Regions from separate parts of the Homo sapiens genome. Here all the other regions are linked to region 1. A link is a contact called in ENCODE Hi-C or POLR2A ChIA-PET data. All regions are on one chromosome and are shown on one strand. The core of a region is the stretch at or near the end of the contact, and the rest is flanking DNA. Distances in the headings are between cores, read along the strand shown.

What was found. Hi-C counts contacts between places; a loop is a spot of excess contacts on that map. ChIA-PET counts read pairs that join two places held with the same protein, here RNA polymerase II (POLR2A). Pooled maps may share reads with other maps.
Region 2: a loop to region 1 is called in a map of naive thymus-derived CD4-positive, alpha-beta T cell, with 30 times the contacts of the local background. The contact joins the promoter of CFAP36 here to the promoter of WDPCP in region 1. A Hi-C loop is called at or near these places in 1 of 168 maps with a recorded cell type or tissue (naive thymus-derived CD4-positive, alpha-beta T cell) and 8 of 50 pooled maps. POLR2A ChIA-PET finds 5 or more read pairs at or near these places in 1 of 52 experiments (CD4-positive, alpha-beta T cell).
Region 3: a map of naive thymus-derived CD4-positive, alpha-beta T cell shows a loop between it and region 1 (21-fold over the local background). The contact joins the promoter of PNPT1 here to the promoter of WDPCP in region 1. A Hi-C loop is called at or near these places in 2 of 168 maps with a recorded cell type or tissue (both naive thymus-derived CD4-positive, alpha-beta T cell), 1 of 37 single-sample maps with no recorded cell type and 8 of 50 pooled maps.
Region 4: a loop to region 1 is called in a map of CD8-positive, alpha-beta T cell, with 9 times the contacts of the local background. The contact joins the promoter of VRK2 here to the promoter of WDPCP in region 1. A Hi-C loop is called at or near these places in 4 of 168 maps with a recorded cell type or tissue (CD4-positive, alpha-beta T cell, CD4-positive, alpha-beta memory T cell, CD8-positive, alpha-beta T cell and 1 more), 1 of 37 single-sample maps with no recorded cell type and 9 of 50 pooled maps.

Annotation. Positions count from the first base shown.
Region 1 is chr2:63,585,261-63,591,369 of GRCh38, forward strand. WDPCP (WD repeat containing planar cell polarity effector) reads right to left here and starts at 3,217. Exons shown (of 18, transcript NM_015910.7): 1 at 2,937-3,217. The coding sequence starts at 3,011. It overlaps MDH1 (malate dehydrogenase 1), which reads left to right and starts at 3,703. Exons shown (of 9, transcript NM_005917.4): 1 at 3,703-3,786. The coding sequence starts at 3,784. RefSeq lists enhancers at 2,382-2,902, 3,414-3,733.
Region 2 is chr2:55,518,468-55,524,576 of GRCh38, forward strand. It overlaps CFAP36 (cilia and flagella associated protein 36), which reads left to right and starts at 1,251. Exons shown (of 10, transcript NM_080667.7): 1 at 1,251-1,449; 2 at 3,635-3,699; 3 at 5,254-5,355. The coding sequence starts at 1,335. RefSeq lists enhancers at 552-601, 1,782-2,031.
Region 3 is chr2:55,690,291-55,696,399 of GRCh38, forward strand. It overlaps PNPT1 (polyribonucleotide nucleotidyltransferase 1), which reads right to left and starts at 3,554. Exons shown (of 28, transcript NM_033109.5): 1 at 3,373-3,554. The coding sequence starts at 3,533. RefSeq lists a silencer at 2,744-2,803 and enhancers at 3,374-3,493, 3,504-3,563, 3,594-3,743.
Region 4 is chr2:58,044,288-58,050,396 of GRCh38, forward strand. VRK2 (VRK serine/threonine kinase 2) reads left to right here and starts at 2,519. Exons shown (of 13, transcript NM_006296.7): 1 at 2,519-2,581; 2 at 4,540-4,680. The coding sequence starts at 4,545. LOC107984043 (formin-2-like) reads right to left here and starts at 2,946. Exons shown (of 3, transcript NR_171623.1): 1 at 2,237-2,946. RefSeq lists enhancers at 1,787-2,342, 2,232-2,351, 2,343-2,898 and a silencer at 2,502-2,771.

The sequences.
Region 1 (6,109 bases), core at 1,967-4,466:
ATTTTTAAAATACTACATATTCATTTTAAGAAATTACTTGAGAATACTTTCAAAAATGTCCTGCATGTCACTTAAGCCAACAAATAATTTCCAAGATACCTAGCATTACACTTAAATTTTAAAAAGGGTAAAAAGCCAAAGTTTTTTTTTTCAGCTAAGGTCAACTATTTAGCTCTGCAATCTTTCCTTTAAAAAATATTTGTAATAATTTGGTCTCTGATTTATTTCACAAGTCTTAACCTTGCTTTATAAATAATCCTATTTTCAATCACACTCCATTATCTAACATGGCTGTTTACTAAATACATGATCCTATGGTAAAGTACATATTTCTAAAAATGTAGCTACTTAGACAGACAGCAATGTAAAGGCATCTTTACATTATAGTACTCTCTAAATATTACATTGTTACTTTCAACAAAAAGGAACCAGATTATAACAAAATTGTTATAAAATAGCTTAAAAGTGTAATAGAACTTCATTAAAGAAAACATTAAGATGAATGAGTTTTAACTAGATCTATAACAATTTTATATATGCTAGAGATAAAATTAATATGAGGTTAAATAATTTTCTTTTTTTTTTTTTTTTTTTGAGACAGGATCTCCCTTTGTCGCCCAGGCTGGGGTGCAGTGATGCCAGTGCAACTTCTGCTTACTGGGCTCAAGCAACCCTCCCACCTCAGCCTCTTGAGGAGCTGGGACTACAGGTGCACAACACCACACTCAGCTAATTTTTTAAAAATTTTTTGTAGAGACAAGGTCTCAGTATATTGCCCAGGCTGGTCTCAAACTCTTCGACTCAAGCAGTCCTCCGGCCTTAGCCTCTCAAAGTGCTGAGATTACAAGTGTGAGCCACCACGCCTAGCTGTGGTTAAATAATTGTATACTATAAAAAAGCATAAGATCTTGTGAGTTCCAAAGTGCCTTGGGTATCAAGAGCCAACATTCTATTTCAGAGATTTGAAACTTAATGATCCTTTAATATCTTTGCTGGATGTTGTTAGAATGGTATTTCAAACATTTTCTACAATTTGAATTAAATATTACCTTACTAAATAACGCGAGGCTGGGCAAAAAAAATGTTAAGCATAACTCCAAATATAGCATAACAGTTTAATGCTCTGTTTGTTGCCTTAACAAAAAATGAATGTCTGCAACACATTCACAAACCACCTGGAGATTCAAACTCACAGTGAAAGTGCAATGACATATTGTGCTACTTGACATTAGCTATTACCAAAGACGGTTCAAAAGGAAGAGAACACAGACAATCTTATTAGTATAATTGGAAATGTGCTGATATACCCACCTTACCAAACATCTTCTCTTGCAGTGTATTATATTACCTGAGAAAAGTAACTTACAATCAGTGCTAATATGCTCCTTAACCTGATTTACAAGGGCAACTAGCAATAAACAGAACAAGGCCCGTGAACTACCACACAGGTGACTTCAATTCTGTATATCTGGACTGGATGGGAATACGGGGGCTTACATGTTTGTGGCCTTCTTGGAGTATGGGAATGTCCTGTCCTGCTATAGGACTGCAGTGAGAATTCTGGTTATAAAAAGTCTCCCTTGTAAAATTCACTGTAAATCGAGGACAAAAATCATGAGATTGTTTTGTTATACTTTAAGTTCTAGGGTACATGTGCACAACGTGCAAGTTTGTTACATATGTACGTATACATGCCATGTTGGTGTACTGCACCCATTAACTCGTCATTTACATTAGGTAAAATCATGATATTTTTAAGGACAACAACATGGAAAAATCTTTCTGTTAGCAGCTAGTAGAAGAATTCATTTAGGAGGATAATGGAAGAAATTTTTCGTAACTGCTCAGAGTAAAAAGTAAAACTCAGAGAACCTAGGTTTGAGAATAATGCACACCTACTAATTCAGGACTAGACACATAAATTTGAGAGTTTTTGACATTAAAAGTAGCATTTGAAGTGATGCAACTTATGAATTAGCTCACTGAGGGATTTAGTATAGACAGAGAATACAGGCACCCCAATGTTAAGAGATCACAACTAAAAAAAATTTAGAAACTCCGCAGAACTGAGAACCAGTAACAAAAGAGGAAAACCAGGAAAGTATGTTGTCTGAGAGCCAAATGAATAAAGAGATACAAGGAGAGTCATTCAGGTATGATATTAATAAATGCTAAAAGTAAAGCATTACATTTCTTTCCAAAAATAGCAAATCCTCCAAACTGAAATAGAGAAAAATTGAAAGATATTACTTGGCATTCATTTATCAGTGACAGAGAAAAAACGGAAGTTCTAACAATGTTATCTAATAGAGATGTTTTATTCATTTTCATTACGTATATGCTGTGTATGCTACTCCCGAGCATCATATCTTCCTTTTAACATCCACAAGAAACAAGCTTTCAAAAAGCACAGCAATTCTCTTGGCAGCATTAATTTTAAAGAGAACCTCTTAAGTTGTTTTACCAGCTGAGACTGACTGACTAAACAACCAGTGTCTCCCCTTCAGTCGCCAGTCTTTCCTTAGAAATGCCTGTTTGGCATAACTTTAAGACTCAAGATGGTTTAAGGCGCATCCTGTTTCTTCCAAAAGGGAATGGACAAAACTCAACATTCACGGAGGGCTTAGAGCAAATTAGAACCGTATACTGTGACCTCCTGGAAGGGAGAGGCTCACCTCCTACAAAGTAAATGCTCAATAAATATTTTTGATATAACTCTGGAAGAGCTCCATTTGGGGTCGGGGGTGCACCTACTCCAGGGCACCACCCCCTCCAAAATAGCTGCATTCCCACAGCCCTCATACTCCGCTCAGAAAAGGGACCGGCGAGCTTGCAGGCATCCGCACAGCGGATAAAAGCAAAGCGGGACGGCGCACCAACCGCATTCCGGATCCTAAGGTTAAAAGAAAACCCCTTGCCCTCGGGCCAGGGCTCACCTGTCTCGGGAGTGGGGAAGAAGCGCGACTCCCGGCCGCTTTGGAGTAGGCGTCCCAGCAAAACTCTCGCCTCATCACCAGACACTACCCCGGGCAGAAGGTTCCTAGGCTAGGTCCTCGGACCCGAGAGGGAGCGACACGCTCGCTTGGTCTCTTGGGTCTCCAGGACGCCGCCGCCGCCGCCACAGTTTCCTCAGGTGCTACAAAGCAGCCAGGGTGTGCGTGCGCTCCCGCCTCGTCGCTTAGCAACCTGAGAAGCTGTCCGGTCGTCCCAACTTATCAATTCCCCCGCCCCTCCAGAGTGTCAATCGTTTTTTAAAAGATTTTGTTTCCGGGTCGATCCAGCTTTACGCAGCGGAAGGTCTCTTTACCTCCCACGTTTACCCTCATGGGAGGATGCAGTCTCAGTCACGCGCGTGGGGGTGATGTCGCTAAGGGGTGATTCTCCCCTCCCTAGAGTTACACACGCTATCTCTCCCGCCAATTGCCGGGCTCCATCAGGCAGGTCCTTTCCTCCTGAGCCCAAACCATCCGTTTGTTGTCGTCCTCCAATCACAGGGGCTCATCCTCAGGGACTACTTTGCAATCGGCGCAGAGCGCAGTGAGAAGAGCTTGAAAAAAACCTCTGGTATCGGGAAGTGTAGTTCAACACTTGAAGGAAATGCTTTGGAGATTGCGCCACAACCAGGGCAGCGTAAACTACAGTTCCCAGAGAGCGCCGCGTCGGGAGCGGAGCCTTTTCTCGCTAACACCGCTCGCCCTCTCCGAGTCAGTTCCGCGGTAGAGGTGACCTGACTCTCTGAGGCTCATTTTGCAGTTGTTGAAATTGTCCCCGCAGTTTTCAATCATGGTGAGTGTGGGCCCCGGGTTCCTGCCCACCTCTGGCCCTCGCGCCCTTGAGTGGGGTTTCTTGCACTTTAGGGACTTTTGGGAGGCAGCTGTGCAAGGCACTGTCCTTCGCGCCCTTTGGCAAGCTCGGACTCATCTTCTGGGGATTGCCGCAGTGACCCAGTAATGGGAAGGGATTGATTTCCACCTTGCGGGGTATGGGGCGCTCTTAGGAGGACTCTGGAGAAGTAGTTGTCCTGGGAGAGGAGCGATCTTAATCCTGCTGCATGACGGGAGGACAAAATGCGACGCTGCAGCTATTTTCCAAAGGACGTTACGGTGTTTGATAAGGACGATAAGGTTTGCGATGGGAGGGAAAGGTTGGGTCCTAACCCCTTTTTCTCCTCATTTGCCCACAGTGTTTATAACGGCTTTTGTCACAGGGACCTTGAAAGCAAAAAGCTGGAAAGGTAGTATTTACCAGGTGCTCCAGATTACGATCTGCGTTTGCAGCAGACGTGTTTCCGCCATATCTAATTTCTCAAAATGTTATTTGGAACCCGTTCATTGACCTTTTTTGTAATGCCAGGATATATTGAAGTGACAGCATCACTAACTAAATAACTACTGCAAATATTCTTTATTGAACTGTATATTGTGAATTCCAGAAGCACCTCTCTTAAATGTAACAGAGTAACCATTTTGTCATGGAAGACCTGGGTAACCTGCATCTCCATCGCTTGTCTCTGCTGAAAGAGAGGGGGAGGGGGAGAGTTGGTGAAGGAACTCTGGCGTAGGAATAATCTGCGTACTGCTTGAAGGTGACATTTGTCATCAAACTCAGAGAAATCGCTTCATACTATCAATACAATGGCTTGTATTTATAGTTGCGACTGTTTTTCCTACTTTATCTGCAAAATACTAAAACGGCTGGAGAATGTGGAGAAATGTTTGAATGAATTGGAAATTTCCCAGAACCTGAAAAGACACGTTTTCAAGGCAAGGGCATTACTCTCTCTGCCTGTCTAACGGGGCCAGTGGAGACAGCTACTAATTTCCAGTAGGTGTTAAACCTAGGTTTCCTAAATGTTTTGTCACATAATTAGTCATTTAAATTATGGTTTCGGTAGTTTCTGTCCTAATAACCTTAGCTAGAAAGCAGAGGTACTTATTATCTGATAACCTTGGACTTTTTGCTTTTAGAACTGAATGGGATCTTTTAAAGGTCATCTTGACGAATCTCCCCACTTCAGATCTTAAAATGGAGTTTATCGAGACCCAAAGAGAATGTGATTTGCTCCAAGAGTCTCACACTCTTGCCATTTTTCTATATTGTGTCTTACACTTACCAAGTCTTTCTGAATTTTTATTTTTATAGGGACCACCGCAGTGAGGTCTCGCAGCGGGGGAGAGACAGTGTACTCAACTCCCTGAAAACTTATTTTTACTAGCTGAGATTCCGGATGAAGTTACCAGTTCATACTGCATATACAAACTCAAATATGTTATCAGCATGTAGATTACTTGATAGCTTTATTCCTTGCCATTCAAAATACTGGAATTGTAGAATTAAAAGGGAATTTGGAGATTATATTATCTACTCTTATAATGTAGTCTGGTGAGGTCAGATAATTTTCCCAAGGTCACAGAGATTTTGGGCCCCAGATTCTTAGCTAGTTTCCCTAGCAAGGCCCCACCGTTGGAAGGTCACTGGGGTGCCAGATAACACAGAGACAGAACATGAGGAAGAATTTGTCTGGCAGTTTGCTGGAACTGACAGCAAACTCACACATGACTCAATTTCCCTGCCCCCTCAGGAGGGTGTGTGAATGGACAGAGTTAGAAAAGAGCCTTCTTCTGTAAGCTCATTCAAAGCGGAGGATTCTTTGCTTGTTGTCTGTAGGGAGTGACAGCAAAATAAACTGTATGAAGGAATCTAAATGGTACTGCTTAGTTTTTTGTGTTATAGAAATACATGTAATTTAGAAATATATATAAATTTGAAAGTGAAAAAGAAATATGTGGCTCTGTCTGTGGAATAACAGACACTTAAATTCAATCTTTATAGCTGAGAAGTTAGCACAGAGCCTGCATCTGCAGGAAAGTCATTGGTGCCCTGCTAAGAGCAAAGACGTTCCTTTTTTGGACCTTGGCACACTGCCCAGATATCTGAGCAAAGAATAGTAACCTATGTTCACACTATAACATTGTGAAAGTCAGCAGGACTCTCCCACCCTCCTGCTTTTCAACTGCAATGTTGCAGAAGAGCAGAAAGAACCATACATGGACTTTTCTTTCTCTGTTTCATCTTCAGACATTCAAACACTAAGCCTCATACTACCATT
Region 2 (6,109 bases), core at 1-2,500, 8.1 Mb before region 1:
AAAAAAAAAAAAAAAGGCACATAATGATCATCTTCATGCATTCAGGTAAGATACTGTGTGCACATTCACAAAATAAAAATAGACTAAAGGATGGTTTATGGAATACTATGCAGTTGCAAAGAAAGCACAAATTTATATTTTTAAAAGATAAAGATATAAGAAAAAAATTCATAACTGTACATATAATCCTATTTATGTAAAAAATATATATATATATATGGTTGTCTGAAGATATTTTGGGACTCCAAACACCTTCACAATGACCACTGAAGACCCCATTCCACAATGGACTCCACCTAAATGCTGAGTTGGAGTTATAATAAGATTTGGTTACCAAGGCATTTATTTAAGTGAGTATTAACTTTGCTCTTGCCCTTGAAAAGCTCCTAATTCTAGTTATCTTTATCCAAGCGTAAGAGATTAAAGACCCGCCTGAAGATACAGATGCAAACTGACCGTAAGACAATCAGCGAGTCTCACACAGCTCGGCTTTGTATTTTCAGACAACCCTTTAATTACAAACGCCTCTGGGCCAATGGTCTGAAAATGGTTGGGACTGAGGTGCTGGGGATACAATGATGAACTGCAGCCGCTGAAGCCCTGTCAGGTGGAGACCCGGTTACCTCAGACCCTCACTGAGCCTTTTCTTTTTTCTTTTCTTTCTTCCTGTTTTTCTTTTGAGACGCAGTCTCCCAGGCTGCAGTGCAGTGGCTCACTGCAACCTCGGCTTCCCGGGTTCAAGCGATTCTCCTGCCTCAGCCTCCCGAGTACCTGGGATTACAGGCGGCGCCACCACGCCAGGCTAATTTTTGTATTTTTGGTAGAGACGAGGTTTCACCATGTTGGCCAAGCTGGTCTCGACCTCCTGACCTCAGGTGATCCGCAAGCCTCGGCCTCCCAAAGTGCTGGAATTACAGGCGTGAGCCACCGCGCCCGTCTACTGCGCGTTTTCTAAACCTTGGCTCCTACGCATTTATCAGAAGAGAGAGCGCAATCTGTCTATGACTTCCAGCCAATAGCTACACTTCTTTTCTCAGCCCTCGTCCACTGTTCTTTTTTAACCAATCAGAAACGTTTTTCAAACGTTTGCCCTCCCCGCTAAGTGCGCAGGCTCCTGGAAAGTTGTCTTCACTTCCGGGCCGCGGTCTAGGGCGGCTACGTGTGTTGCCATAGCGACCATTTTGCATTAACTGGTTGGTAGCTTCTATCCTGGGGGCTGAGCGACTGCGGGCCAGCTCTTCCCCTACTCCCTCTCGGCTCCTTGTGGCCCAAAGGCCTAACCGGGGTCCGGCGGTCTGGCCTAGGGATCTTCCCCGTTGCCCCTTTGGGGCGGGATGGCTGCGGAAGAAGAAGACGAGGTGGAGTGGGTAGTGGAGAGCATCGCGGGGTTCCTGCGAGGCCCAGACTGGTCCATCCCCATCTTGGACTTTGTGGAACAGAAATGTGAAGGTAAAAACCAGAGCCCGAACCGACAATCCTTTTCTCCTCTCTCACACCAGCGGCGGGCAGGGGGTTGGTAACCACAAGCCATCTCTCGTCTCCCCGACCCCCTGTCTCCACCCCTGTCGCAAGGTCTCGTTCCCCTCACCACCTTCTCCACCCGCGTCATCAGGTTTAGAGCTGGTTGTGTGGGAGGAATTCCTTTCACCCTGCCAATGTGTTCCTTCGCAGACCTGAAAACGGGGACCGAGACTCCCCTTCTCTGGGGCCGAAGCGCACGTCCGAAGAACATTAGACTTGAATCGTAAATTCGGTCTCTCACCCTGTCCCGAACGTTTCTGCCCTCGGCAGGTGGACTGTTTGGCTGGGCTTCTTCAACAGCTTTGCCAGACTTGAGAGGAGAAGCGTCGGTTTACCTGAGTTCCTTATGATCCCTAGCATTTCGCCCGGTGTAGTCAGCTTAGGAAATGAGAAATGATTTCACTCCAAACCAACAGTTAACTGCAAAGGAGGGCATGTGATAACTCCAGGAAGCCCAGAGCCGGTGATTTTGGTGGCCTGTGTTCCCCTTGGTGAGCTCTCTACTCTTCGCTATACCAAAAATTGGCGAGGTGGGGCAGGACCATTCTTGGAACAAATGAGGCGTATAGATATGGCATAATATTCCCCGTGAAGGACAGGCATCTCCGGGTTCTGAGCAGTTCTTCAGGCTTGGAGTTCTGCATTCAGTTCGTGGAGACTATTTGCAGCCCATTCGCAGAAAAGGAACCAGAAACCACGTCATATAAATGAGTGCCCAAGCGTTATTGTGGTTGTTTAATCGGGCAAGACTTTGAGGGTAGTAGTATTCATCAATTATTTGAACATCTGCTTTGTGTTGTAAGGTTGAGTAGAATAGAGCTAGGGTCAGTTGGTACAAGCTACAGGGAAACAAATTTCAGTGAAGGAAGTGTTTCATGATAGAATGTATCCAAGATGAGTTAGCCAGCCTCAGAAGGTAATGAGCTTCCCGGCTCCAGCAGTGTTTGAATGGATCTGATAGCGACTTAATAGGGTTAGAGGGATTCAGCTATTCAGCTATCAAATGGTCGGTTATCCTGGATGACCTTTTAAGACTTCTTTAAATTCCAAGATATCATGAATCTGGTAAAGATGAAATTCAGTTTGACCACTGAATCTTTTCATTACATTTTCATTGCTATAATCAATATTCAAATCGTAGTTATTAAAGTGTTATTTTTACAGGTAATTTTTTAACAATGTTCAAAAACAAAATAACTTGTATTTGTACTCCTTTTTTTTTTTTTTTTTTGGGAGACAGAGTGTCGCTCTGTTGCCCAGGCTGGAGTGCAGTGGCGTGATCTTGGCTCACTGCATTGTTTTATACATATGATCATTCAGTAAACACTTGTTTTGATTTTATTTAACTTCATTATTTATCTGTGGTAACAAAAATTGCCTGGTCACTTTCAGTAACATTTACATCAGCAAAATTCCAGTACAATAAAATAATATGGAACCTATTGTAAAAGGATTTAACCATTAACAATAATATTACATTAAAAGTTATGAAGAAATTATTGCCTCATATTGATTGAAATGTGTTTTTGTCTTAAATATGAGGTAGTATTCATTTTAAATATTTTCTCAAGTAGGCAAAAAAGCTTGTTTACAATTAATAGTATATATGTGTGTGTGTGTGTGTGTGTGTGTGTATATTTTTTTTTCTTTTTTTTTTTTGAGATGGAGTCTCACTCTGCCGCCCAGGCTGGAGTGCAGTGGTGCAATCTTGGCTCACTGCAACCTCCGCCTCCTGGGTTCAAGCAATTCTCTTGCCTCAGCCTCCCGAGTAGCTGGGTCTACAGGCGCGCACAACCACGCCTGGCTGATTTTTGTATTTTTAGTAGAGATGGGATTTCACCACATCAGCCAGGCTGGTCTCGAACTCCTGATCGTAGGTGATCCACCCACCTTGGCCTCCGAAAGTGCTGGGATTACAGGCATGAGCCACAGTGCTCGGCCAATAGTATATATTTTTAGATATATTCATTTATATATTTTTAAAAGATAAACCCTAAGAATTCAAAGCTGAAGAGCTAGGTTGACAGTTCTATTTGGAAGGAGTGGATTTTTAAATTTGCATTAATAAAATGATTTGGTTTTTACACTATGTAATATTTTCTTTTAAATTTAGTTTTTGATGATGAAGAAGAAAGCAAATTGACCTATACAGAGATTCATCAGGAATACAAAGAACTAGTGAGTATTTTTTTTCACTGATTTTTAAAAGTAATTAGGCTAATACTACTTATAGCTTTTCTAAATGAAGAAAAATATTTTTACATTAAAAATCCTTAATTTTACAAAAATCCAATCTACCTTAACAATAGTGCCAGTTATATCTGTCTCCACAGGTGCTCTGAATATCTCATTTGGATGACTTATCTCCTCTACTCTAAGGAATGGTTTTACAACTCTTTATGGGTTCTTGCATGTATTCTTTATATCTTATTCTTATTTTGTTGACGCATCCAGGGACATATTAATTATTCACTTCGTCATGGTTGTCATGTGATTTTTTTATTTTTTATTTTTGAGACAGGGTCTTGCTCTGTCACCCAGGCTGGAGTGCAGTGGCACTATCACAGCCTATTGCAGCCTCAACCTCCCCAGGCTCAAGCGATCCTCCCATCTCAGCCACCTGAGTAGCTGGGACTACAGGTGTGCACCACCATGCCCTGCTAATTTTTTTGTATTTTGTAGAGATGGCGTTTCTCTGTGTTTCCCAGGCTGGTGTGGAACTCCAGAGCTCAAGTGATCCACCTGCCTGGGCCTCCCAAAGTGTTGGGTTTACAGGTGTGAGCCACTGCCCAGCCTGTCTTGTGATTTTAAAAAATGCCTCTGGCAGTGGGGCTCAGTGGCTCACACCTATAATCCCAGCACTTTGGAGGCCAAGGCAGGTGGATTGCTTCAGCCAAGGAGTTCGAGACCAGCCTGGGCAACATGGTGAAACTCCATCTTTATAAAAATTACAAAAATTAATCAGTCATGATGGCATGTGCCTGTAGTCCCAGTTGCTTGGGAGGCTGAAGTGGGAGGATGATCTCTTGAGCCCAGAAGGTCAAGGCTGCAGTGAGCCATTACTGTGCCACTGTACTCCAGTCTGGACAACAGAGTAAGACTCTGTCTCAAAAAAAAAAAAAAGAAAGAAAGAAAGAAAAGGCCAGGCGTGGTGGCTCATGCCTATAATCCCAGCACTTTGGGAGGCCAGGGCAGGCGGATCACCTGAGGTCAGGAATTCGAGACCAGCCTGACCAACATGGTGCAACGCCATCTCTACCAAAAAAAAAAAAAAAAATTAGTCGGGCATTGTGGCAGGCGCCTCTAGTCCCAGCTACTCAGGAAGCTGAGGCAGGAGAATTGCTTGAGCCTGGGAGGCAGAGGTTGCAGTGAGCCGAGATCGTACCACTGCACTCCAGCCTGGGTGACAGAGTGAGACTCCATCTCAAAAAAGAAAGAAAAGAAAAGAAGAAAAAAAAATGCCTCTGGGTAGCAGAAGAGTTGTACCACATTGAACTTCATAATCCTGACTTCAACTATTTCTATTAGAAGAAATACAATTTCATGTGATTTTCAGCAAAAATATTAACTTTTAATTTGTGTTTTGGTGAAAGACAATGTCACTGTCATGTAATATGTAGATTAATATTTGCAAAAAATTCGATGATACTTTTCTAAACTAAATACTTAATATGCAAACTGTCATGTAGAATTTTTCTATGTAATTATAAAAGTTAAACTTTGTTTTTTTAGGTTGAAAAGCTGTTAGAAGGTTACCTCAAAGAAATTGGAATTAATGAAGATCAATTTCAAGAAGCATGCACTTCTCCTCTTGCAAAGACCCATACATCACAGGTTTTTGCTTTGTGTTATTCTGCTAACATACAGTTTTAACAAATGCCCAGGGTTAAACACTCACTTAAATTTGAATGTTTGATTGACAAAGTGTAATATTTTAGACATTGTGAGAGGTAGAAAGATAATTCATCACATATGAGTTCTTTTTGAGAGCAACCCTGAAAAATGATAATTTGAGGCATTAATGAACTGATGCAACTCAAAGTGACCTTTCTAAACTCAGAACTAGAATAAGATCACAGGGTTTATACAAACTACTGTTTTATTTACATAGATCTCCAATAATTCTGCAGTTGCTCCTTTTATAATTTTAGCAGATCCACAGTCAGTAGTTCCTGCTGCTGCTTCCTTCTCTTGGAACTACTTGTATTATCTTACTGGTTGTGTAGTGCTAGGCTGAAGTAGTAATACATATGTTATAAACTAATGTTTGTTTTTGTTGTTTTTTTGATATGGGGTCTCACTCTATTGCTCAGGCTGGAGTTTAGTGTGATTGCAGCTCATTATAGGCTCAACATCCCTGGGCTCAGGTAATCCTCCCATCTCAACTTTCCTGGTAGCTGGGACTACAGGTGCCGCACCAGCACACATGGCTAATTTTTTTTTTTTTTTTTTTTTTTTTGTAGAGACAGGGTCTTGCTGTGTTGTCCAGGCTGGTCTTGAATGCTGGGCTCAAGGGATTTGCCCATCTTGGCCTCCCAAAGTGCTAGGATTACAGGCATGAGCCACCACGCCCAGCCTGTAAACTAAT
Region 3 (6,109 bases), core at 2,304-4,803, 7.9 Mb before region 1:
TCAAGATTCATCAAAAGGTGTTTTGAGATGAAACCAAGTCAGTGACCCCTGAAGATACAGAGAAAGAGAAAGATGTTGTGTCACATGAACTCAGTTTCGGCAACATTCTATCATAGTCTGGTGCTGAAAATGCACAAACCAAACACAAGCATGTAGACAGGCCCAATGCCCTACCCCAAGTAAGATTATTCTGTCTTTCACATACCAAGGAGATGAAGGAACAACCCTTAATATTTTCACCTGTTAAATACCTTTGCCAGAAGCCTGAGTTAATGAAAAGCATATTTATCTATTCAGTTAGACTCATTTTGTTAAGTTTGAAAGTCAGAACAAAGTATGTACATTTAATATATGTTAATAAATACAATGATTTTGTAGTATCAAATTCTTGACTCTGAAATATTAGTTTTTTTTTAAAATCAGGGAATATTTGAGAAATTCTAGTTGGGTTTCTATTTATTCAACACAGATGTTATAATGATGAAAGCCTACAATAAAATGGGTCTCCTGTGACTAATGGGAATGAGGTACAGAGAGGCTGATGCTGGATTAGTATGTTGAGTAGATGGAAGGAATGAGATACTCAAAACCAGTCACACTGTGTAGTATCACAGACCTGCAACAACCTATAGCTGAAATCAGTATTAAGTAATGGTTTCATGAGGCAAATGTAAATCTGACATCTTGAAATTTTGTTTAACCCTGAGTAACATGCCACCAGTACTTCTCAAAACTTACCAGGAACTGGCATTCTGTCTACCAATGTAAATTCTGAATACCTAAGTGATCTCTGTGAAGGGGAGTGGAGGATCTTTAACTAGACAGAAGTGGGCCCAAAACACAGGGAAGAAAAACTGTGAAAGCTACAGTTCTACTCTACTAACGGGGCTACTGCCTTAGCATTTTGCCCACTGTGGCATATTCTGTTGAATATCCTCAGTGATTTGATACATAGTAGATGCTCAATAAAAGCTTGCTGAAATGAAAATTAAACACCTGCCTCCAAGGTTACTGTAAGCATTAAATATACTATCTGAAAAACACCTACAATAATTATATAATCTTCCAGAATGCAGTAAAGAATATATATGATAACAAATATAATGTGCCTGGTACATAGTAGTCACTCAATAAATGTTGCCAATGGCAAACAAGACAAAAATGAAAGAATTTATCCAGCAGGTATGATATTTTATTAGTCTAGTTATTTCAACACATGACACGAGTTTAAAAAGAACTACCTACAAAAGAGGAACAGGTTGATTAATAAATGAAAGAGTCAAAGTAGATTATTTATGGAAAATATGGAGGGCAGCAGCTGCATCTTGTTTTCAGTATCTAATGCCTATCTCACAGTATGTGTCTGTTGAATGAAATGTTCTGGGCATTTCTTTGAAGCATGTGTAGTCCTTGAAGAATGGAAGAGATGTCCACTTCCCTCAAAAATCAGAATTAATGAATGCTGGGAGTGGAATAAGCCTTAGAGATAACCTAGTCTAGGGGTGACCAAACTACAGCTTGTGGCCTATTTCTATATTACTCTTCAATTAAAAATGTTTATATATATATATATATATATATATATATATTTTTTTTTTTTTTTTTTTTTTTTGAGACAAAAGTTTCACTCTTATCACCCAGGCTGGAGTGCAATGGCACGATCTCTGCCACTGCAACCTCTGCCTCCTGGGTTCAACCGATTCTCCTGCCTCAGCCTCCCAGGTAAATGGAATTACAGGTGCTTGCCACCACGCCCAGCTAATTTTGTATTTTTAGTAAAGACGGGGTTTCACCATTGTAGCCAGGCTGGTCTCGAACTCCTGACCTCAGGAGATCCACCCACCTCAGCCTCCCAAAGTGCTCGGATTACAGGTGTTAGCCACTGTGCTCGGCCGTTTTTTAAAATATTTCTAAAGGGTTTGTAAACACATACACACAGTGTGTACCCCAAAAAGCCTAATATATATATTATCTGGTCCTTTATAGAAAAGTTTGCAGACCCTTGATGGAATCCACTCTCCACACTTTGCACAAGAAAATGGTGAATTAACCTGTTCAATGTCAACTACTTATCAAAGTTAGAGTGCGAGACCTGGATTCAAAATGATTTTTTTGCTTTTTGTATGAACTGGGGTCCAAATTTTTTCAAAGTACACGTAAAAAATTTAGATATATGAAGTTTGCATTAGCAATTCCATTTATTCTAAGAACGATTAAAGCAAACTTTTTTTTTAAAAAGCGGTCCCCTAAAAAAAAGTATGGGCTTTGTAAGCAAAAAACAGAAATTCAAAAACCACCTAGTCCCATAATACTAACTTTTTTATAGACTCTTAGAAAGTTATCTAACCTTTTTTGAGCCTCTGTAGTCTTAACTATAAAATGAGGGTAATAGTACCTTTACGACAGGTTTAAAAAGATTGCGAGGATCATATAACTGGCGTTCAAAAAACTGACTTTTCCTTTTCCTCCTAACCCAGGGTCATAGTGGTCACACTTTAGGCAATCAATTAGATTGGATGACATGATATCTTGTACTCCTAACTTCAAGTCATCCTTCCGTCTTAGCCTCCCAAAGTGCTGGGATTACAGGTGTGAGCGCCTGACCTTTTGCCATCTCTTTGCATCGATCTTTGCTTTTGTTTCTCTCTGTGTGTCTCCTTGCCTCTCTCCCTGTCACTGTCTCTCTCTCTCCCCTGCCTCCCTCTTGGTCTCTTTTTTTTGCTGTCTCTTTCTGATGACCTTGTTCCCATCTCTGTGCGTGTGTGGCTCTCTCCCTGTCCATCTCTTACCATCTCTGCCTTCCTCTCCCAGGTCTTAAACGAATATTTCCACAATGTCTGTGAACTGGACCTGGTGTTCAACTTCTACAAGGTAGGCTCCTGGTGAAGAGGAGGCTGAAGGAGCCCGAGGAGTGGGACGTGGGGGACCCGTGGTGCACTAGCCACCCGGAGCCTCTGCTGAGGTCTGTGTCCCAGCTCGAGGGGCATCAGAGCCCCAGCTTCCAGGGTCCGGGCCAGCATCCCGGGGGGCCTCGTCTCACCCACGTCAACTCGTTATTCCTAGGTGGAATGTTTCCCACTTAAGAGCCCAGTGGTCCCGGAAAGTAAAGAGATCGGAAGTCAGGTGGACGGACAGAGTCGGATGGAGCAAAGAAGCCCGGCACACACCAACAGAGAGAACGACATAGCGCGGGAAGGAGGGTCCGAGGAGACACATTCCAAACCCGGAAAGGGAAATTTGGAATTTAGGTTTAGGGTAAGGAGAGATTAAATAGAGCTGGGATACCGGGTTTCTACCCTGGGAGATGAATACGCTCAAGCTGGCTGGACAAGACACCTTATGACAATACAGTGAACGCACGTCACTCCTTACCTGTTGCCTAAGTCCACGGCCACAGCTCGAGACCCTGCGCTACTCCATAGTGCTCGCACTTGCAACTGGGTGAGTGCCCGATCCCGCCGTGGCAGAAGGAAAGGACCATCGCTCAGGGGCCGGAGCCGGAGGCACGAGCAGCAGTACCTGCAGGCCGCCATGACACCCGGCACGCGGTCAACGCAGGCTGTGCCCTGATTGGCTCACTCCGCAGACCGTGGGGCGGAGCCTGATGGAGTTTCGTTTCCGCGGTGCCCGAGGGACGCCGGGGTAACGGAAACCTTGGCCACCTTCTACGAAGACTAGAGAGGGTCAAACCTATCAGAACGCGATTATGTTGCAAACGATCTTTGTCTTTATGTGCCAACGAAAGGCAATTAGATAAATAAGGTTTTTGTGTGTGTACTATCGTAATTTAAAGGAGAAGTCCTAGAATAATGTAAATGTTTAATATGCAGAGTAAATTTATATTTACTTTTAATACTAGAAGTCATAGAACAACACATTATTATTATTTGGATCTGTGAACTAAGAATTAGAATTTGGGTGGTGGGCCTTGGAAAGAGATCTCCTTCTCCCCTTCTCCGCCCTGGTTTTTATTTTAAAAATTTCACATAGCAGATATGTTACTACAGCGATTTGTGTTAACCAATTTACAGTAAATTCATTTTTCATCGACTTGTAATTTTAGAAATCTTTATTGTCACTTCTGATTCATTTTCATTTCCATTGCTAATAATTAGCAATTTATATTTCTGTCCCTTTTGGTCGAACTCTTAAATGCAAAATGCCAGCTACTGTTTGAAGTAAATATTTTGTAAAATGAAAAAAAAAAGTTTTTGGGATTTGAAAAATTTTTAGAGAATGGATAAATTTCTTCCACCCCATTAATCCATTCTGTTAGAAATTCTTTATGTTTTTCCTTGAATGAACCAATGGGCATTTTCATATTATGATGTAAATTTTTTGTGTAAGGTGATAACCGCCTTACCCCAAAGAAAACCAAACAACAAAAACCCAACACTCATTCAAACACAGTTTTAAGAATTAAAAACGTTGGCTGGACGCTGTGGCTCACGCCTGTAATCCCAGCACTTTGGGAGGCCGAGGCGGGCGGATCACCTGAGTTCGAGACCAGCCTGACCAACACAGAGAAACCCCGTCTCTACTAAAAATACAAAACTAGCCGGGCATGGTGGCTTATGCCTGTAATCCCAGCTACTCGGGAGGCTGAGGCAGGGGAATCGCTTGAACCCGGGAGGCGGAGGTTGCAGTGAGCCGAGATCGCGTCATTGCAACAAGAGTGAAACTCGGTCTCAAAAAAAAAAAAAAAAAAAAAAAAAAAAAAAGTCCGGGCGCAGTGGCTCATGCCTGTAATCCCAGCACGCTGGGAGGCAGAGGCGGGTGGATCACGAGGTCAAGAGACCCAGGGCATCCTGGCCAACATGCTGAAACCGCGTCTCTACTAAAAATACAAAAATTAGCTCGGTGTGGTGGCGCGTGCCTGTAATCCCAGCTACTCCAGAGGCTGAGGCATGAGAATCGCTTGAATCCAGGAGGCGGAGGTTGCAGTGAGCCGAGATCGCGCCACTGCACTCCAGACCGAGACTCCATCTAAAAAAAAAAAAAAAAAAAAAAAAAATTAAAAATGTTGATCCGTGATGATTTAAAAAAGAAAAAAGAATGATGAGCTCTAAACAGACAAATGATTTGCTGGCAAAGCAGTTTTCTGACACCTTGCTTTCATGAGCTATTATTACTGATTTGGGATTTCCATTCCAATAGAGGGATTACCATTAACTTTGTTTACAGATTTTTAGTGTTAAAGCAGTTTTTGCGTCTCCTCCCTTTTACTTTACCTTGAGTTGCCACAGAGTTTTCCAGACCAATCTATTGAAATCTCTCATGAAGATAAATCTCTCAGAAAACCTACTTGCCACAATTGAACATGACTTTTGATTTATAGAGTAAGAATACAAAATCATCTTTTTGTTAATATACTTAATTACTATGTAATCATTTTCATTTGGGCAGTATTGCCTAATAGTTTAGAGCATAGACTTGGAGTTAGTCCCAGCTGGTTCCAATCTTGTCTCTGTTAATTACCAGTTGTGTGACTCTAGCTCTCTGAGCCTCAGTTTCCCCATAAAAACAGATAGTAATATGAATCTAATAGGGTTTTTGTAAGGATTAAAAGTGTCGGCCGGGCGCGGTGGCTCACGCCTGTAATCCTAGCACTTTGGGAGGCCGAGGCGGGTGGATCATGAGGTCAGGAGATTGAGACCATCCTGGCTAACAAGGTGAAACCCCGTCTCTACTAAAAATACAAAAAATTAGCCGGGCGCGGTAGCGGGCGCCTGTAGTCCCAGCTACTCGGGAGGCTGAGGCAGGAGAATGGCGTGAACCCGGGAAGCGGAGCTTGCAGTGAGCCGAGATTGCGCCACTGCAGTCCGCAGTCCGGCCTGGGCGACAGAGCGAGACTCCGTCTCAAAAAAAAAAAAAAAAAAAAAAGTGTCAGATGATATAATAGTACCTAGCACATTGTCAACACTCAATAAATGGTAAATTTAGCTTTCATCCAGCCTTTTCGTTTTTTTCAAGACAGAGTTTTGCTCTTGTTGCCCAGGCTAGAGTGCAGTGGCGTGATCTCAGCTCACTGCAACCTCCGCCTCCGGGGTTCAAGTGATTCCCCTTCCTCAGCCCTCCCAAATAGCTGGGATTACAGGTGCCTGCCACC
Region 4 (6,109 bases), core at 1,269-3,768, 5.5 Mb before region 1:
ATGTGTCCAGCAAACTTCTTTTCACCTCGTTACCTAGACTCAGCACATGCTTATTTTGTACTGTCTAAACCAATCATGGGAATTGGAATGGGGCCAGCATGGTTCATTTATTCATTGAAGAAGGAAATGGTTGCCCATATCCTTTCTAGGGGTTGGGGATACAGTAGTGACGAAAACAGGCAAAAATGTTGCCTGACCTCATGAAACATACAATTTACTGAAAAAGATTGTCTTTTGTCAAAATAAATAATAAACTGTATAATATATTGCTGTATAGCAGTAGGTACTGGGAAAAATACAGGGAAAGAGGCTACGAAATATTGTGGGTGAGCTGAAATTTCAGATAGGATGTTTAGGAAAGGTCTCACTGAACTGACTTTTAAATAAAGACCTGAAGGAAGTGATGGAGCAGTCTATACGGATACCAGGTTGGAGAGTGGTCCAGGTGGCAGTAAATGCGAAAAGTTCTTGAGAACAGCAGGCCACTGTGGTTGAAGAGAGTAATAGGACATTGGGGAGTGGGAGTGCATAATAGGTAGATCAGTGTTCTTTTCAACGACTGGCAATTTTGGCAAAATTTCGTCATGTTGGGGGATATTTTGGTTGTTAACTTGTGTGGGAGGGAGTGCTGAGGAGACCAGGGATACTGCTAAATATCCTACAATGCACAGGACAGCCTATCTCTCAATCCTCCTCCTTCTCCCAAACCCCCAACAAAGAATTATCCAGGCTGACTGTCAATAGTGCCCAGGTTGAGAAATGCTGTTTAAAGTCATAGCGAAGACTGGCTAATTGTGAGTAAATTGGAATAACACTGAATTGTTTTAAGCTCAGTAATTATTTAAGCGTTAAGGATCATGTGGCTGCTTGCTGTGAACAGACTAAAGGGATAAGAGGGTATAAAACATTTAGGAGGGTAATACAATTACCTAGAGAAAAAATATGGTTTGGGCCAGAATGCAGGTAAGGGTGCTAAGTGATAGATGCTGGATGTATTTTGAAGGTTGAGCCAACAGGATTTACTAACACTGGATACATGCCTGTAGGGAGAGGAACCACCTACAAGTAATCTGCTGTGGTTGCTACTGGAGTTGTTTCTTCTCAAAAGGGAGCCGGGGAAGTGGTGGAAAGCTAAACAAATTTGGAAAGGAGGAAAGAGTACCCAATATGGATATTAGGATTATTATGCATCTGTTACATAAATATCTGTAATTATGCATCTGTTATATAAATATCTTAAGAAAATAAGAAAGGACACTGTTGGACCAGTGAATGACTAAGGGCACAATTATTCTATGGACTGTTTCTTTAAAAATACTTTTTTGTTTGTTTTTAGAAACGTCTTCTCATGCCATCTTTCATTTTGGTGACAGTCTGAAAGATGTAGGGAGCCCCAATTCCTTATTCTATCAAAGTCATTAAAGGGCTCTAATTTTCCTTTCAGTATTTGTATCCCAACCAATTATTGGTGGTTACTATGTAGAATGCTGACGTATTAATAATCTTTGTCTAAGCATTTGTTTGGTTTAGTCTAAAATATAAGCTTACTATGAGTCTTTTTTTTCTTTCCTTCGAGACTGAGTTTCCCTCTTGCTGCCCAGGCTGGGGTGCAGTGGCGCGCTCTCTGCTCACTGCAATCTCTGCTTCCTGGGTTCAAGCGCTTCTCCTACCTCAGCCTGCCGAGTAGCTGGGATTACAGGCGTCCGCCACCACGCCTGGCTAATTTTTTGTATTTTTAGTAGAGATAGGGTTTCACCATGTTGGCCAGGCTGGTCTCAAACTCCTGACCTCAGATGATCCACCCGCCTCGGCCTCCCAACGTGCTGGGAGTACAGGCGTGAGCCACCGCACCTGGCCACTATGAGTCTTTATGTATTAGAAAACTGCTTAATAAAGTCCTCACCTTATTGTCATAATCTTATAACCAATAACCTTATAATCTAACAACAAGGGTTATTTCCATTTCACAGACAAAAAAACCTGAAGTTTGTTAATTACGGTGTTAAATTATCCTACGATTAATGGCAGAAATAGGTCCTGAACCAATATGCCTTTGAGAACTTAAACGCGGTGAGTTACATACAGGCCCTCCTAACTGGAGTCTTCGCTAGTACCAATAGTTAGTTGCTCGGCGAGAGCTCGGTAAGGACTAGCCATTTGGAAGCTCGTAGTACTCAGGTTGTGGTACAGGAGATCTAACACTCCTACACAAATGCATGTCGTGCTTATTTCGTACCAAACTGGTCTGGCGGCGGTTCTTCGTCCAGACGCTGGCGGGCCAGGGTGGAGGTAGTAACACAGCTCCCATTCCCCATGTAGCCGCGCCCTCTCCTTCCCCTGGGCGTCTCCGGGGCGTGGACAGGCCGCTGAAAGGAACCGGCTGCGGCCTGTGTGAGGCTCCGCGGGCCGCTGCACTGCGAGGCCGACGCAGCTGGAGAGAAGTTAGGCAGGTCCTAGGGAGGGCAGGCTCGAGTGCTGGGCCCGCCTCCCCGCGGGACTGTAGGCCCGGGGGCTCCGCCTCGTCGCAGCGGCAGGTAGGAGGCGGTGCGCGCGGCCCGGCGACGGGGGATCCTGAGGCCCGGTCAGTCTCTTGCTCTGGGGTCTTGGGTGGCGGGCGGCACCTCCGCTTGCAGTGCCGGAGCCGCGGCCCCGCTCGGAAAAGGGCTGCCGTCGGAGTTAGATGCCGGGGACTCCGGGCCGTCCCAGCCCCCGGGCCTCAGCTCCGGCCCGGGCAGAGTCGCTGCTTCCGCGTTTGGTTCTTTTTTCCCCGCTGGGAGTGAGAACAAGGCGTCCCCTTCTACTCACGTTTGCCAAAAGCGGGTCCGACGTGTTAGCGGAAAAGTGGGTGGAGTTTCTCTTTTTGCCGGTGCAGAGAGAACTTGTGGCGGGAAGTTGGGGCGCGGGGTTGGCCGTAGGTCCCCGGCGTGCTAAGGGCGGACGGACCAGGCGGCTGGGCCGCGCTGCTTCTCGTTACCTTCCGCAGGGTCAGGGGCCGCGGCGGGGTTGGAGGTCAGCCCAGGCACATGTTAACCCCTGGGTACCAGTTTGCTCGGAAACTCGTGTTGAGGACTCATCTTAGCCCTGGGAAGGTACCCAGAAGCCGAAGGGACACCCCTGACAGGGACGGGCCCTGAGAGGCTGTCGTTTCCCTTGGCAGATGAACTCGGGACTCGCCCCCAGGATGTACATTTCGTAGAGTCTCCCTTACCGCCTCAAGCCCTGAGGCCGCTGCCTTGCCCCAAAGTGTATTTATCTTTTTTATAATTATTTAGAATTTATTCCTTAATCAGTAGTTTACACTTTGGAGACTTTAAGTTTTAAATCAGTAAATCTGTAATAGGCACCAGCCTATATAATGTACTGGTCAAGGGAAACCTCCACAAAAACTTTTCCTGCTTTATGATACAATCAATGCTCTAGGCATAGTTCACCATCCAAATTCCCAGCCCTTGTGTGCCTATCAGGAGGAAGGTGAATATTGTTAAAGATACACGCAGCGACTCTACCTGGGACAATACTGCTAAGTAAAAAAGCAGTTAAGTGAAGGAGGAAAAACCCGTTAAAGGAAAAACAGATACTTTCTTTTATGGAAGCTAGGAAGATTATATTAAGAAAACTTTACATTTACGTATATACGTTTTTAATTAACTTTCATGTCAGAAACTCTTAATAGTTTTAAATACTTAGAGGATCATGGTTACCTTCACATTTAAATTATTTTCAGGCATGTATGCTGGCATATGTATTTTCCCCTAAGAAATTTTCTCTTTTAACTCAGAATTTCCCATTGAGAAATTTGCTAACCTATGTACAATTATAATTAGTTGATTAAAGTTGCATGGCTGTGCTGTGGAGATTATGCTTTTGTTGTTGGTGGCACAGTTGTAATCTCTAAGGCAGGACTGTTTTCACTGTGATAAACTGAGAAAGAGGGTAAGAAGACAAAATGCTGAGAATATTTTGGCAGCCCGAGAACTGATGGCCTAGTATTCTGCTAAGTTACATATCCGTGAAAATCCCTGGCTCATTTAACAAATGTTTACTGAGTACCTAGTATCACGGTGGTGAGATGTCCATTGCCATTGTCTGTGTCTTCCCAATCCAATCCTGTGTTCTTTTCTAGTGACTGAAGACCTTCTCACTTTTAACATTTTACATTCTCAGTGACAGCAATATTTCCATGTACATGAAATTTATTTTCTTTCTTCATTGGAAATTGTTAATTTCGTGTTTCTTAAGGTGTGTCCTGCACTGTTAATATGTGCTATAGAACCCCGAAATGAATTTTGGATGAAATTTGGTTAGTTTGCTTCTGTTTTTTTAAAATATCTATACCTCTTAGATCTCAGTATTGTAATGTATGTGAATTTCTAATTTGAATATAATGTGTGGGCTTTTCCAAACTGAATTAACTTTAGAATCCTAATTTCTGGGAACCTGGGAAAGTTCCCTATTGAAGACATTTTGGGAAGTGTATTTTAAGAGTTTTGTTTGTTTGTTTTTCTTTTTACCCATTTATCTCACCCCTTCTGCCAACAGAAGTGATGCCACCAAAAAGAAATGAAAAATACAAACTTCCTATTCCATTTCCAGAAGGCAAGGTTCTGGATGATATGGAAGGCAATCAGTGGGTACTGGGCAAGAAGATTGGCTCTGGAGGATTTGGATTGATATATTTAGGTAAAGTAAAACCTTAAATTAACAATTATTCTTATATCTGTGACTGTAACCGTGATTACTTAGTGGTATTTTAAGAATGGAAATATGGAATTCATATGTGTACTTTATTAAAATTCATGATTGTACTCGATTAAGTAATAATAGAGTACAGTGTCTAGGTTCAAGACATCACTGACCCACTCCTTGTTGTCCATGTTTTTCTGAGTAAATCTTAGAAGTCTTTTTAGAGCATAATTATACAATCTGCCAGACAAAATGCTAACTTTCTTTTTTTTTGAGAGCTTGTTTTCTTAGAAACATGCTTTTTTCAGATGAGAAACCACAACTGTATAGATAAAAACACTTTCTGTTTGTGAATCTTAATCAATATTTAGGCAATACAAGAGTCTAGTCATTTCTTAATTGGGCTCTACTGGAGAATTCATAGATAAAACTTAAGGCATCTATTCTGTGAAATGAATTAACTTCTCTCTCGTGCATCTAGAGTGGTCCCTAGGGATGTGCCATTCTTGGGATAATTGAAAAAATAAACACTCAAAATTATTTTCTGTGATCTGTGGTACAGGTAAGGAACCATGGGCTGGATAGGCCTTTACATTGCATTTAAGCATTTAAAAATTACACTGAACTTTAATGGATCATTGAGTTGGAATGAGGAGGGGATATCCATTAAAAGATTGATTAATAAAATAAGGAAAATAGTAGTGATTTTTAAAAATATACCCTCAAGGATAAATTCTCCTAAATGTACTCACTTGAGACTTGAGATCACATCTATTTCTATAGGAGATTAAGGAGTTGATAAAATACCTCCGTTGAGGGAATCTTGGGTTCTCATCACATATTTCCAGAAAAACATGCTTCATGGATCCTGAAATATAAAAGATCCTCTTCTGATAAAATTAAGATTGTAGTTTTGAATGAATGAATGAATGAAGTTTGGTCAATAAATATCTGCTTATTAAATACTTAAGTGTCTATTCTAGTTGGAAAGACAAGATCAGCACAAAAAATTGTATGAGTCAAGTAAAGGACCCATTTAAAGGGTTTGAACTTGCTTGAAATTGCTTGAAAAAATACTATGGTTATTAAGTGCTAGATTGAATGACATAGTCAACACTGTTCAATAGAAATGTAATACAAGTTACATATGTAGTTTAAAATTTTCTAGGAGCCACATTAAAATACGTTAAAAGAAACAGGTGAAATTATTTTAATAATATTTAATCTAGTATATCAAAAATATTATTTCAATATGCTCTCAACATAAACAAATGAAATATTTTACTTTTTTAAATGAAAGTCTTCAAAATCCAAGGTGTATCTAGTCTCAAGAGCCCAGTTAGCCCATGTGGCTCATATGCTCAGTAACTACATGTGGCTGCTGTATAGAATAGTGCAAATAAAGACTATGTGAGGATAAGTATTG